Regions from separate parts of the Homo sapiens genome. Here all the other regions are linked to region 1. The links are chromatin contacts, found by Hi-C or POLR2A ChIA-PET in ENCODE. All regions are on one chromosome and are shown on one strand. Each heading gives the region's core, a stretch centred on a gene start or an enhancer-like site at or near the end of the contact. The rest is flanking DNA. Distances are from core to core; before and after follow the strand shown.

Region 1 (2,700 bases), core at 173-2,672:
GCCAAAGATGCTGAAAAGCAGGACAAGGAGAGGGGCCCGCACCCCGAGGGTCCAGCTGCGCTCTACGCGGGGTACTCCCCTCCGGTGTCTTCGGAAGCACTGAAGGGACATCTGGGGACCCTCCCCTGCCCCCCGCCCCCGAAATGTGCTGGGCTTCGCCCACTCGGCCGGGAGCCTGGTTATGTAACCCGCGAAGGGGGCTCCGGACACGGGCTGGCGGGGCAAATGTAGGCCCCAGGAGGAGCCGCTGCGGCGCCCGGCTCGGCGGTAACAGCAGCCCCAGCGGCCGCGGCGGCAGAGCCGGGAAGCCGGAACCGGGGGCCGGCGGCATTTCTAAAGCTGGAGCCGCCCCCGAGCTACCGGGGAAGCTGGAAAGCTGAAATGGAAGGGCTGAGACCCCAGCCGCCCCCGCCGCCCGCCCGCCAGTGCAAGAAGAGGAGGTGGGGGGAGGAGAATCGGGGCTTGGAAGGGGGAGAGGCAGACGGCCCGCCACAAAGCTCGGATCGGAGACCCCAAAACGCACCAGCAGCTGCCTCATCTCCCCACAAGCGCGCGCGCACACTCACTTCCTAAGGAGACTCCCCCACCACTCCCCGCATCCCCCTGCCTCCTCCCTCCACCGCCCAGCGCCCGGCCCCTCAGCCCCCCAGATTCCGGGCGAACCCCGAGCCCGCTCAGCCCCCCTCCACGCCTTTCCCCGATACCACCTCCCCACTTAAGTGTCTGAGACTCTAAGCCTCACAAGGGGCTGGAGGAGTAAGCAGCTTGCTTCCTTTTGCATGCAATTTATTATATTTTTTTCCCGGTCCTCTTGCAAAATACAGAAAAGGAAAGAAAAGGCAGCGAGAAACAACCAAAAAAAAAAAAAAAAAGATCTATCATATGCCAGATACAGATTTGGAAAAAAAAAAAAAAAAAAAAAGCTACACACCAATCTTCTTCCAGAGTCTTTCTCTGCCTCCATTTTTTTAGGAGAGTTCACCAATTAATTGTCAACACTCCTGCCCCCTGCATTTTGGCCGAGGGGGGAAGGAGGGAAGACCAAAGAAAACAAACCAAAAAATAAATAAATAAAGCAAGCCAGAGCCGAGATCTACAAAGTTTTGCACCAACACTTAGGCAGATCCGTTTGCAAAGTCCTAGGAAACCATTTTCAGCAGTTGTGGGGGGGGGGAGGCGTCGACGTCATAATCCCCGGAACGTAAACATTGTTGCCGATCGCGCTCGGAGCCCGCGGCCGGGCTATTTGGGGGGGCTCTCGGCCCGGGCTTGGGGGGGTGGGGGCGGCGGCCCGAGGAGGTATGGGGCGGGGAGGGAGCCCGGGAGGCACCGGGCGCCGTTAGCGCCGTGGCATCGCTGTTTTGTTGTTGGGTCACGAGTGCGCCTCTGCACGCAGGCGCCGCCGCCGCCCGGGAGTTGTGTGCAGAGCTGACTTTTGGAGGGCCGAGTTGCAGGCGGCGGGCGCATCCCGGAGATGGCGGGGCAGGGAGGGAGGGAAGGAGGAGGGGGCGGGGAGGGAGGTGCAGATTTGCACGGCTGGCCTCAGCGGGAGGCGCGGAAATGCAAGCCGAGCATGCTGGCGTGAAAGCCCCCGGGGCCTGGCACCCCCAAAAACGACCCCCCACCTCCGTTCCTGCCCTCATTGCCCAGGGCTACCCCTCTTCCTCTTCTTTCATCCACCCCTCCCCCAACATTACCTGTGTGGCCGACTCAAATTCAAAGCATTTTGTATATATAACTGTTTTCTTTTTTTGCTTTTCTGCTGCATGTCTTTTTCGTGGGGGGTGATCCTCTGCAGATCCCCCCATTTGCGGACCCGCCATGTGGAGGAGGCATTTGGGGGGCTCAGAAGGAAATTAGCTCGGCTTCCATACCTATAAGGACTGCCTAACTTTTAAACTCCCGGCACTCAAAGATGTGGACACACACACGTACAGGAAATACAGCCAGACCAGAGCCTTTGCAGTCCGCAGCTGACCGGAAGACGTTGCCTTTCATTCATTCATTCTGCCCGCCTCTGTGGACTCCTTTACTAGGCGACCAGCCCTGAAACAGAAGTTGGACATTTTTTAAAGGTTCTTGCGCTCGGCAAGGGGAGCAGATAGATGCTCAGGAGCGAAAGACGCAGAGAATTGGATCTGGCGCCTCCTAACGCAGCCCGCACAGGAGCGAAGGGTAAGCCCTTGTTGGTAGTTTATAGAAGACAAGTCGGTGGAAAGGTGCATGGTGCTCTGGGATAGGTGGGGGGAACTCTAGTGCCCTTGATGAAGCCCCTACAGGGCTTCTTAGCGGAGGTATCGGCACCCTCCGTACATACATGGGTGTCATTAGGTCCCTGTCCACTTACTAGTGTTTTTGACTACCCCAGCACTGGTCCTGGGTTGTCTTGTCCTCCCATCATGAGCAACAGTCAGGTCGACTTGGCTTGAGAAAAGCTAGCCCTAAACATTCCTCCAGCCCCAGCTGTGGCGCCCTGCTAGGCCTGATCTTGCGGGTAAAGATGCTGATAAAATGACATGGCAAGAGGGAGACGATAAAGGGACATTGTAGATAGCAGGCTTTGAGCCTGACATTTTATTTCTGCCATAACCCTGTGGGATACTTGGAGCAGGTCATTTTGCAGATAGGGAAACTGAAGCTCAGAGAAATTATGAATCTGAATGATTGCTGTGCTCCCATATGGTCCCCAGGCTATCAGAC
Region 2 (2,700 bases), core at 70-2,569, 340 kb after region 1:
CACTGCGCCCAGCCCACTGCTAGTTTGACTTTTTATAATTGAACCTCCTGGCTATGCCCTGAGATCAGCGCTATTTTGTAAACCGCTGAGGTATGGATAGGAACGAGTAGATCAGACCTCTTGAAAATGCTTATTCTTCCTCCCTTTTATTTTTTGTCTCTTTTAAGATGGTAAAATGGTTCTCAGGGATTCCTGCCAATACTTTGAATTATTTTTTCCTCTCCATGGTATCAGTGTTCATTTCCCCAGTTCTTGCACACCGCTTTCTGTTTTGGCAGTTCTGCCAGGCAAGCCCTGTGTTCCTTGGGACTGGTTTTGCTGTGGTTGGATACAGATACCAGCTTGCCTTGATGGGATTGGTATTGCTGTGTGCTTCCAGCCACAGGTTCTCACACTCAATTCCAAAGCCTTCCTATTGGGCGAATTCCCTCAAACTCTATTTGACCTGACAGCCATACGTATTCCCCTCTGGTAGCCACAGACATGCTGTGTTTACCAATGTTTGCTGTTTAAATTGCATGTTCTAATTCCACGTATTTTCCAGTCTCTTTTATAAAGTCTCAGACTATAATAAACACAGCTTGCCCAGTTTATCCTTTCTTTTTTATTTTAAGATGTATGCATATTAATCAATTTACCATCACTGGGGCATGGCAGTGTGGGCGGGGAGAATTATTCACATTCTCCTAAAATGACAGCAGCAGAGAGCCTTCTGCCTCAGTGGCTCTGGCTGGTTTCCTGCAGGGGTCCCAGTGGAAACCCGTGTGGCCACCTGTTGCCGTCTTCCATGAGATGTTAGTGGAGAGCCACTTTGACGTGGAATGATCCTAATAGATATAGCCAGACCGGTTTTGCGGAAACGCTTTGTGCTGAGAACCGCAAGCTGGTGCACCCTGTGTCATATCTGCCCCCAGCCAGCTGGAATTGTCTGCAACACGCGGTGCCCGGTGAGGAGGCAGGCAGGACGGTTGTGTGCTGCATCCATGAGACCTGGAAATTCAGTTTGCTTTTGGAAAAGAGCATTGTATCCGAGTTCATACTTCTCCACCCCATCTTGCCAAGGTTGCGGAAAGTAAAAATTGGCAGTATTGGCCGCTGCAGCTTCTTAGGGGACGGGACCATGTGAAAAGGTGGGATCGTGCGAGCGGAGGAAGGACAGAAAAGCGAGGAAAGTCTATGCCGCCAGCGACCGGCAGGAGGCACGTCGGGCACGCTCGTCACCGTTTCCTGGCACGTGACCACCGCCCTGCCCTGTCGCTTTAGGGCCTGTCGCTTCCGGCGGTGGCGGTTGCCATGGGGACGGAGCTTGGGTGGCAACCAGAACTAGGGAGCTGGTGGAGAAGGTGGCGGCCGCTGGAAGGAGGCCCGGGAGGTGGCTGAGGGGTCCAGGCGGCGGGACGACTCTGGCCTTTTGAAGACCGGGGTGGGTGCTCTCTGTAAGTCCGGGGCGGAGGCCACGCGGCCCTGGCGAGGGGGCCCCCGACCTGGCGGGGTCTGGTGCCCCTTGGGGGGCGCTCACCCGACCTGGCCCTTGTGGGGCCTGGGGCGGCCCCAGGGAGACCTGAGTTGGAGGCAGAGGCCGCACCTGGGCTTTAATCCCCTCGCAGAGCCACGCACCTGGCACCCCTGCCCCAAACCCCTGCGGCTCGAACCCGGCTGTCCAGACGCGCCGGCGAAGTTGGGCTCAGTCAAAAGAGGCTCGGTGGTGAGAGCCCTAGACTTGATTCAGAGCAGTGATTTTTCAGCTGGAGAAACTAAGTGCCAGAGAAATCTCGTTCTTACTAGCGGTGTCATCTTGAATAAGTCACTTCACCTCTCAGAGCCTCAAACTCATTTATCCATTCATTATTTATTTATTATTATTATTATTATTTTTTTTTTACCAGAGATGAATTTGAGGAGCTGATACATTTAGTGCTGAGAAAGAAATTAAGAAATAGAAATACCTTTTCTACTCTGTACTCTCTGGGACTTTATTTTCAAAGTGTTGAGTTCTCTTATTCTAATGTCACTGAAAATGTAGGGATTTTTTTTGTTCGGGGTCCAACTCTTTAGGGATAAAGTATCCATCCTTATTGTTTTCCTAGTTCAAACTCTTGTTTGTTGTAAGGAATAAATGGAGAATATGCCAGAAGGCTTTCAAACTGTTCATTTCTTTGCACATTAGGGTTGCTTTTCTCTCAAATAATAACAACTGCTACCATTTTTTCAAGCTGTATGTGCCAGAATTGTGATGAGCATTTTATATATGTTATCACTTCTCTACAACAACCCTAGAATTTAGGATTATTCTTTTCATTTTGCCCATGAGAAAATGCAGACTCTGAGGGGTAAAGTGACTTGCCCAAGGTCACAGAGCAAGTACGTGGTGGAAATGGGATTCAATGCTAGGACAAGCTGACAGCAAGGCCCTTGCTTTTAACCACTAGGCTACCCTGCTTCTTCTCGTATTCCTGTTTCTAGAATTGTTGCTAATATGTGGGTTATGCATTTTGCTGCCTGTGGGAATATAAATATATTTTAAATGAGTAAAAAGGCTACAAGGTGTTTATTCCCAGAAAGTTGACAGGCCCTGGATCAGTATTTTTAAGATCTGGGCCACAAATACATATACTTTAAGATTTCCCAGCTGCGCGTGATGGCTCACGCCTGTAATCCCAGCACTTTGGGAAGCCAAGGCGGGCGGATCACTTGAGGTCA
Region 3 (2,700 bases), core at 49-2,548, 380 kb before region 1:
GCTCGCTGAAACCTCCACCTCCTGGGTTCAAGCAATTCTCCCTACCTCAGCCTCCCGAGTAGCTGGGATTACAGACGCCTGCCACCATGCCCGGCTAATTTTTGTATTTTTAGTAGAGACAGGGTTTCGCCATGTTGGCCAGGCTGGACTCGAACTCTTGACCTTAGGTGATCTGCCTGCCTCAGCTTCCCAAAGTGTTGGGATTATAAGCGTGAGCCACCACGCCAGCCAGAAATTAATTTTTAAGAGGTAGATTTTTAAAATATTTGGAAGCTGATTGAAATATTGTAAGAAATATTGCTAAATGACTCAATAGAACTGGATAATGAATGTAATATATGTCAAAATCGGTGGCACACAGCTAAAGCAGAACTTTATTTTCATATTTATATTATTTTTATTTTTATTTTTATTTTTATTTTATTTATTTATTTATTTTTGAGACGGAGTCTCACTCTGTTGCCCAGGCTGGAGTGCAGTGGCACGATCTTGGCTGACTGCAAGCTCCACCTCCCGGGTTCACACTATTTTTATTATTATTATTATTATTATTATTATTATCATTATTATTATTATTTGAGCTGTAGTCTCACTCTGTCGTGCAGACTGGAGTACAGTGGCGTGATCTTGGCTCACTGCAAACTCCGCCTACCAGGTTCAAGTGATTCTCCTGCCTCAGCCTCCCAAGTAACTGGGATTACAGGTGTGCACCACCACACGCAGATAATTTTTGTATTTTCGTAGAGATGGGGTTTCGCCATGTTGGCCAGTCTGTTCTCGAACTCCTGGCCTCAAGAAATCTGCCCTCCTCACCTCCCAAAGTGCTGGGACTACCGGCATGAGCCACTGCGCCCGGCCAAATGGCAGATTTTGTCCAAATGGAAGGCTAAGGCTGACCCTAAGGCTAACCCTAACCTTAGCCCTAATGCTAACCCTAATTGGGTTAGGGTAAAATGACTAAAGGCAAGAGATAAGCATTCTGGATATTTCTTAGGGCAGGAAAGAAGCAACTTTTATCCTCCACTGACCCAAAGAAATTGACTGTACTTTGTCCCCCACTTCCCACTCAATTTCCTACTTTGATGCCCATTCCCCCTCCCCTTGTCCATCCCAAGCTTCACTCTGGAGACAGTAGCTAAACCTGTGCTAGTTAAACTTGACCCAGATCTGTTAGAAAAGAAGGGGCTATTGCAAGAAGCAGGGCGGCTTCAAAGAAAGCCAAAAGAAACTAACTGTACTGAGTCACCCCACTTCCCTCTCAATTTCCTATTGCCCAGAGAATGGAACTCATGAGATAGAAAAACGAGAAAAAGGGAAGCAAGTGAAGAAAGGGATAGGGCGCTACTCTCCACAAACACTTCCTGTTGGCTGTGCTGACATCACTGCATGCCATGTATCTCATGATTCGGTGTGTAGCTCACACACCTAACGCCTTAGACAACAAGAGCGAAAATCCATCTCAAAAATAAATAAATAAATAAATAATTGGGGAAATCTCAACAGAACATTTTGTGATTCTTATGTGGACTTAAAGGTTATTCTTATCCACCTCTAAAACAACTGAAAATGCAAAATGTTATAACACGTTGATAGTTTTGGAGTCTGAGGAGTCCTGCTTTCCTTCCTTCCCTCTTAGCGACCAATTATTATCTCTTTATTTTATTTTATTTTTTTAGATGGAGTCTCGCTCTGTTGCCCAGGCTGCAGTGCAGCAGCACAATCTCGGCTCACTGCAACCTCCGCCTCCCGGGTTCAAGCAATTATCCTGCCTCAGCCTCCTGAGTAGCTGGGATTACAGGCACCCACCACCATTCCCAGCTAATTTTTGTATTTTTAGTAGAGACAGGGTTTCACCATGTTGGTCAGGCTGGTCTCGAACTCCTGACCTCGTGATCTGCCCACCTCAGCCTCCCAAAGTTCTGGGATTACAGGCATGAGCCACCCTGCCTGGCTATCTTTTTTTAAATTATTTTTTAGAGACATAGTCTCACCATGTTGCCCAGACTGGCTTTGAACTCCTGGGCTCAAGCCTCCTGAGTAGCTGGGACTATAGGCTATGAACTATTATCTTATGGAGGATAAAGGGAGGCATAATGAACCAGAAAAATTTGCAAGGAGACCTCCAGAATGTTTTATCAGAAACAAATGAGTTTGAGCTTTTACTCAACTGTAAAATGGGATTCTGAGTATCACTCACGTGAAGGTGGTTTTCAAAAGATAAAATGCTGTTCAGAGCCAAAGAAACGTGCATTCTTGTTGTGTCAGATTTAGATCTGCTGGAGAATGCTTATTTAGCTAATAATCCAGTAATTGTTGAGGGATGGGAAAGACTCAACACTGTGTGTTTCAGAAAACCTGTCTTCACCAGAGAAAAAAGCAGATGGGTCTTCACAACGAGACAAGTTATATAAAAGGCACACTTTGTTATTTTGTTTTGATTCAAACTTTCAGGTAAGCTTGAAGGTGTCTGATACAAGATCACAAGAAATGTAGTTTTCTATTTTTTTTCACACTTTAAAAAAAAATTCCCCACGGTTTTTGTTTTGTTTTGTTTTTGAGACACAGTCTCACTCTGTCACCCACAGCAAGTGCAGTAGCGCGATCTCGGCTCACTGAAACCTCTGTCTCCCGGGTTCAAGCAATTCTCCTGTCTCAGCCTCCCACGTAGCTGGGATTACAGGTGCCCACCACCATGCCTGG
Region 4 (2,700 bases), core at 2-2,501, 260 kb after region 1:
AGCAGGGATGCTGCCCCTAGAGTCCCTTGTCTAACACTCTCCCCTCTCCTGTGTTCAGAGGTTTGGGCTCTGGGTAGCAAAACTGAAGACAGCTCATCTTTAGAGATCATCGGCCGGGCGCGGTGGCTCACGCCTGTAATCCCAGCACTTTGGGAGGCCGAGACCATCCTGGCTAACAAGGTGAAACTCCGTCTCTGCTAAAAATACAAAAAATTAGCCGGGCGTGGTGGCGGGCGCCTGTAGTCCCAGCTACTCGGGAGGCTGAGGCAGGAGAATGGCGTGAACCCGGGAGGCGGAGCTTGCAGTGAGCCGAGATCGCACCACTGCACTCCAGCCTGGGGGACAGAGCGAAACTCCGTCTCAACAACAACAAAAAGAGATCATCAAGCCGGCAGACAAGATGCTGCCAAACTCTGACCCCACCTCAGGGCCTTTCTCCGTTCGCTCTTCCTGGAATCCTTTTCCCGAGCATGGTCCCATGGCTGGCTCCCAAATGTCACCTTCTCGGAGAGGTCTTCCGTTATCAAAATTAGCTCCCCTGCGATCTTCGCTTCCACATATTCTCATCAACTGCCTTTTTTTTTTTTGAGACAGGGTCTCACTCTTGCCCAGGCTGGAGTGCAGTGTCAGGATCAGGGCTCGCTGCAGCTTAGACCTCTGTCCATCAATCGATCCTCCCACCTCAGCCTCCTGAGTAGCTGGGACCACAGGTGTGCGCCACTACGCCAGGCTAATTTTTATTTGTTATTTGTGTAGACGCAGGGGGGTCGGGGTCTTGCTATGTTACCGGGCTGGGCTCGAACTCCTGGCCTCAAGCGATCCTCCCACCTCTGCCTCCCAAAGCGCTGAAATTACAGGTGTGAGCCACCACGCCCGGCTCATCGCTTGCTTTATTGTCTGAATCGCGTTTATCTCTCTACAAAAGCAGTGTCATCCGTCTTTCCCTCCAGAGCAAGTCCCCTTCCTTCCCTGGTTCCAGAATTCCCCTCTCCGCGTGGTCCCGCTGGCAAAGCGCTGGCACCCGCAGCTCCTCGGTCCCGCGGCGCTGGCGGCCGCCCTGGCCTCCCCCTGGCTGCCATAAGGCACTACTGCCTTATGCGCAACACAAACACAGACACAGTATTGGACCGGGGCACGCTTTAATCGGGAGGGCTGGAGCAGAGGGCGGCCCCGCCGAGGGGCGTGGTCAGTGTGGGCGGAGCCTTGGGGGCCGAGTCCGCTGGTGGGCGGGACCCAAGGGGAGCAGCCAGTAGGGAAGTTGGGCGAGTTCCAGAATCAGGGGGCGTGGCTGTGTGGCTGTGGCCTCCGTGGGGTGGGCGGGGCTTACATGCCGGGCACCACCCCATTGGTCTCCATGTTGGTGAGGTTACCCCGCAGGTTCTGCTCCTCCTCGAAAGCCTTGAACAGTGAGTTGAAGTTGCCGGCTCCAAAACCCTGTGGCGGGAAAGAGAGGAGATGAGCCAAGGACCCAGAAAACCGAGTGTGCTAGCTGCCTGTCCCCTCGGGCCTGCCGGGGACAAGCAGTACCTGGTGGTTGTGGCGCTGGATGACTTCCAGGAAGAGCGTGGGCCGGTCCTGCACCGGTTTGGTGAAGATCTGCAGGAGGTAGCCTTTCTCGTCGTAGTCCACCAGGATTTTCAGCTCCTAGGCGGGAGACAGGGGGCTCTGCTAGGGGAGGCTGGCACGGTGAGATCCTTGGAAAGTCCACAGGGGCTCCTGCACCCCAAAAGTCTGGAAATGACCTCTTTTTCTGGCAGTTCAGCCACCTCCAAATATATCCCCAAACTGTCCTATTACTATCCCCCTACTACAGTTCCTAAGGCACCATTCAAGACTGCTGCCCGCTTCTAATCTTGTATCCTTACAATCCATCCTCCCCGCAGACATTATCAGGACACTTTCTTTTTCTTTTTTGAGACGGAGCCTTGCGCTGTTACCCAGGCTGGAGTGCGGTGGCGCAATCTTGGCTCACTGAAACCTCCGCCTTCCGGGTTCAAGCGATTCTCCTGTCTCAGCCTCCCGAGTAGCTGGGACTACAGGCGCAGGCTACCATGCCCGGCTAATTTTTGTATTTTTAGTAAGACGGGGTTTCACGATATTGGTCAGGCTGGTCTCGAACTCCTGACCTCAGGTGATCCACCCACCTCGACCTCCCAAAGTGTTGGGATTACAGGCGTGAGCCACCATGACCTGCTGCGGGATCTTTTAAAAGTCGGATCATGTCATTCCCCTGTTTAAAATCCTCCAGTGGAAATCGGAACCCTCATGTACTGCTGGTGGGACTGTAAAATGGTGCAACCACTTTGGAAAACAGTCTGGCAGCTTCTCAAAAAGTTAAACATATAGTGTTGCTTCCTTAAAATACGGATTAAAAAAAAAAAAGGGGGTGGCCAGGCATGGTGGCTCACTTTGGGAGGCCGAGGCAGGTGGATCACCTGAGCTCAGTTCGAGACCAGCCTGGCCAACATGGGGAAACCCAGTCACTACAAAAAAAAATACAAAAATTAGGCTGGGCAAGGTGGCTCACGCCTGTAATCCCAGCACTCTGGGAGGCTGAGGTGAGTGAATCACCCGAGGTCAGGAGTTCGAGACCAGCCTGGCCAACATGGTGAAACCCCATCTCTACTAAAAATAAAAATAAAAATAAATTGGCTGGGCATGGTGGCACACGCCTGTTATCCCAGCTACTCAGGAGGCAGA

Evidence for each region. Hi-C counts contacts between places; a loop is a spot of excess contacts on that map. ChIA-PET counts read pairs that join two places held with the same protein, here RNA polymerase II (POLR2A). Pooled maps may share reads with other maps.
Region 2: POLR2A ChIA-PET joins it to region 1 with 12 read pairs in activated CD4-positive, alpha-beta T cell. The contact joins the promoter of CFAP251 here to the promoter of KDM2B-DT in region 1. A Hi-C loop is called at or near these places in 5 of 50 pooled maps. POLR2A ChIA-PET finds 5 or more read pairs at or near these places in 5 of 52 experiments (CD4-positive, alpha-beta memory T cell, HCT116, Panc1 and 2 more).
Region 3: POLR2A ChIA-PET joins it to region 1 with 10 read pairs in T-cell. The contact joins the enhancer-like site here to the promoter of KDM2B-DT in region 1. POLR2A ChIA-PET finds 5 or more read pairs at or near these places in 3 of 52 experiments (CD8-positive, alpha-beta memory T cell, T-cell and activated T-cell).
Region 4: a pooled map shows a loop between it and region 1 (6-fold over the local background). The contact joins the enhancer-like site here to the promoter of KDM2B-DT in region 1. A Hi-C loop is called at or near these places in 7 of 50 pooled maps. POLR2A ChIA-PET finds 5 or more read pairs at or near these places in 4 of 52 experiments (AG04450, B cell, PC-3 and 1 more).

Annotation. Positions count from the first base shown.
Region 1 is chr12:121,579,089-121,581,788 of GRCh38, forward strand. KDM2B-DT (KDM2B divergent transcript) reads left to right here and starts at 1,423. Exons shown (of 4, transcript NR_183427.1): 1 at 1,423-2,175. KDM2B (lysine demethylase 2B) reads right to left here and starts at 1,935. Exons shown (of 23, transcript NM_032590.5): 1 at 1,698-1,935. The coding sequence starts at 1,823. RefSeq lists silencers at 1-56, 1,216-1,525, 1,606-1,655 and an enhancer at 1,225-2,160.
Region 2 is chr12:121,917,273-121,919,972 of GRCh38, forward strand. CFAP251 (cilia and flagella associated protein 251) reads left to right here and starts at 1,320. Exons shown (of 22, transcript NM_144668.6): 1 at 1,320-1,423. PSMD9 (proteasome 26S subunit, non-ATPase 9) reads left to right here. Exons shown (of 6, transcript NM_002813.7): 6 at 1-1,025. RefSeq lists a silencer at 1,449-1,598.
Region 3 is chr12:121,195,758-121,198,457 of GRCh38, forward strand. All of the region lies in intron 2 of LOC105370032 (a long non-coding RNA gene), which reads right to left. Among named protein-coding and RNA genes, the nearest start is that of P2RX4, 13 kb to the right of the region's middle. Within about 2 kb of position 1,299, at least 2 of the 41 ENCODE cell types and tissues checked have a DNase peak (open chromatin) inside an H3K27ac peak, as active enhancers do.
Region 4 is chr12:121,838,405-121,841,104 of GRCh38, forward strand. HPD (4-hydroxyphenylpyruvate dioxygenase) reads right to left here. Exons shown (of 14, transcript NM_002150.3): 13 at 1,528-1,644; 14 at 1,123-1,434. The coding sequence ends at 1,324. Among named protein-coding and RNA genes, the nearest start is that of TIALD, 16 kb to the right of the region's middle. RefSeq lists enhancers at 444-1,114, 1,786-2,455 and a silencer at 1,077-1,276. Within about 2 kb of position 1,252, at least 16 of the 41 ENCODE cell types and tissues checked have a DNase peak (open chromatin) inside an H3K27ac peak, as active enhancers do.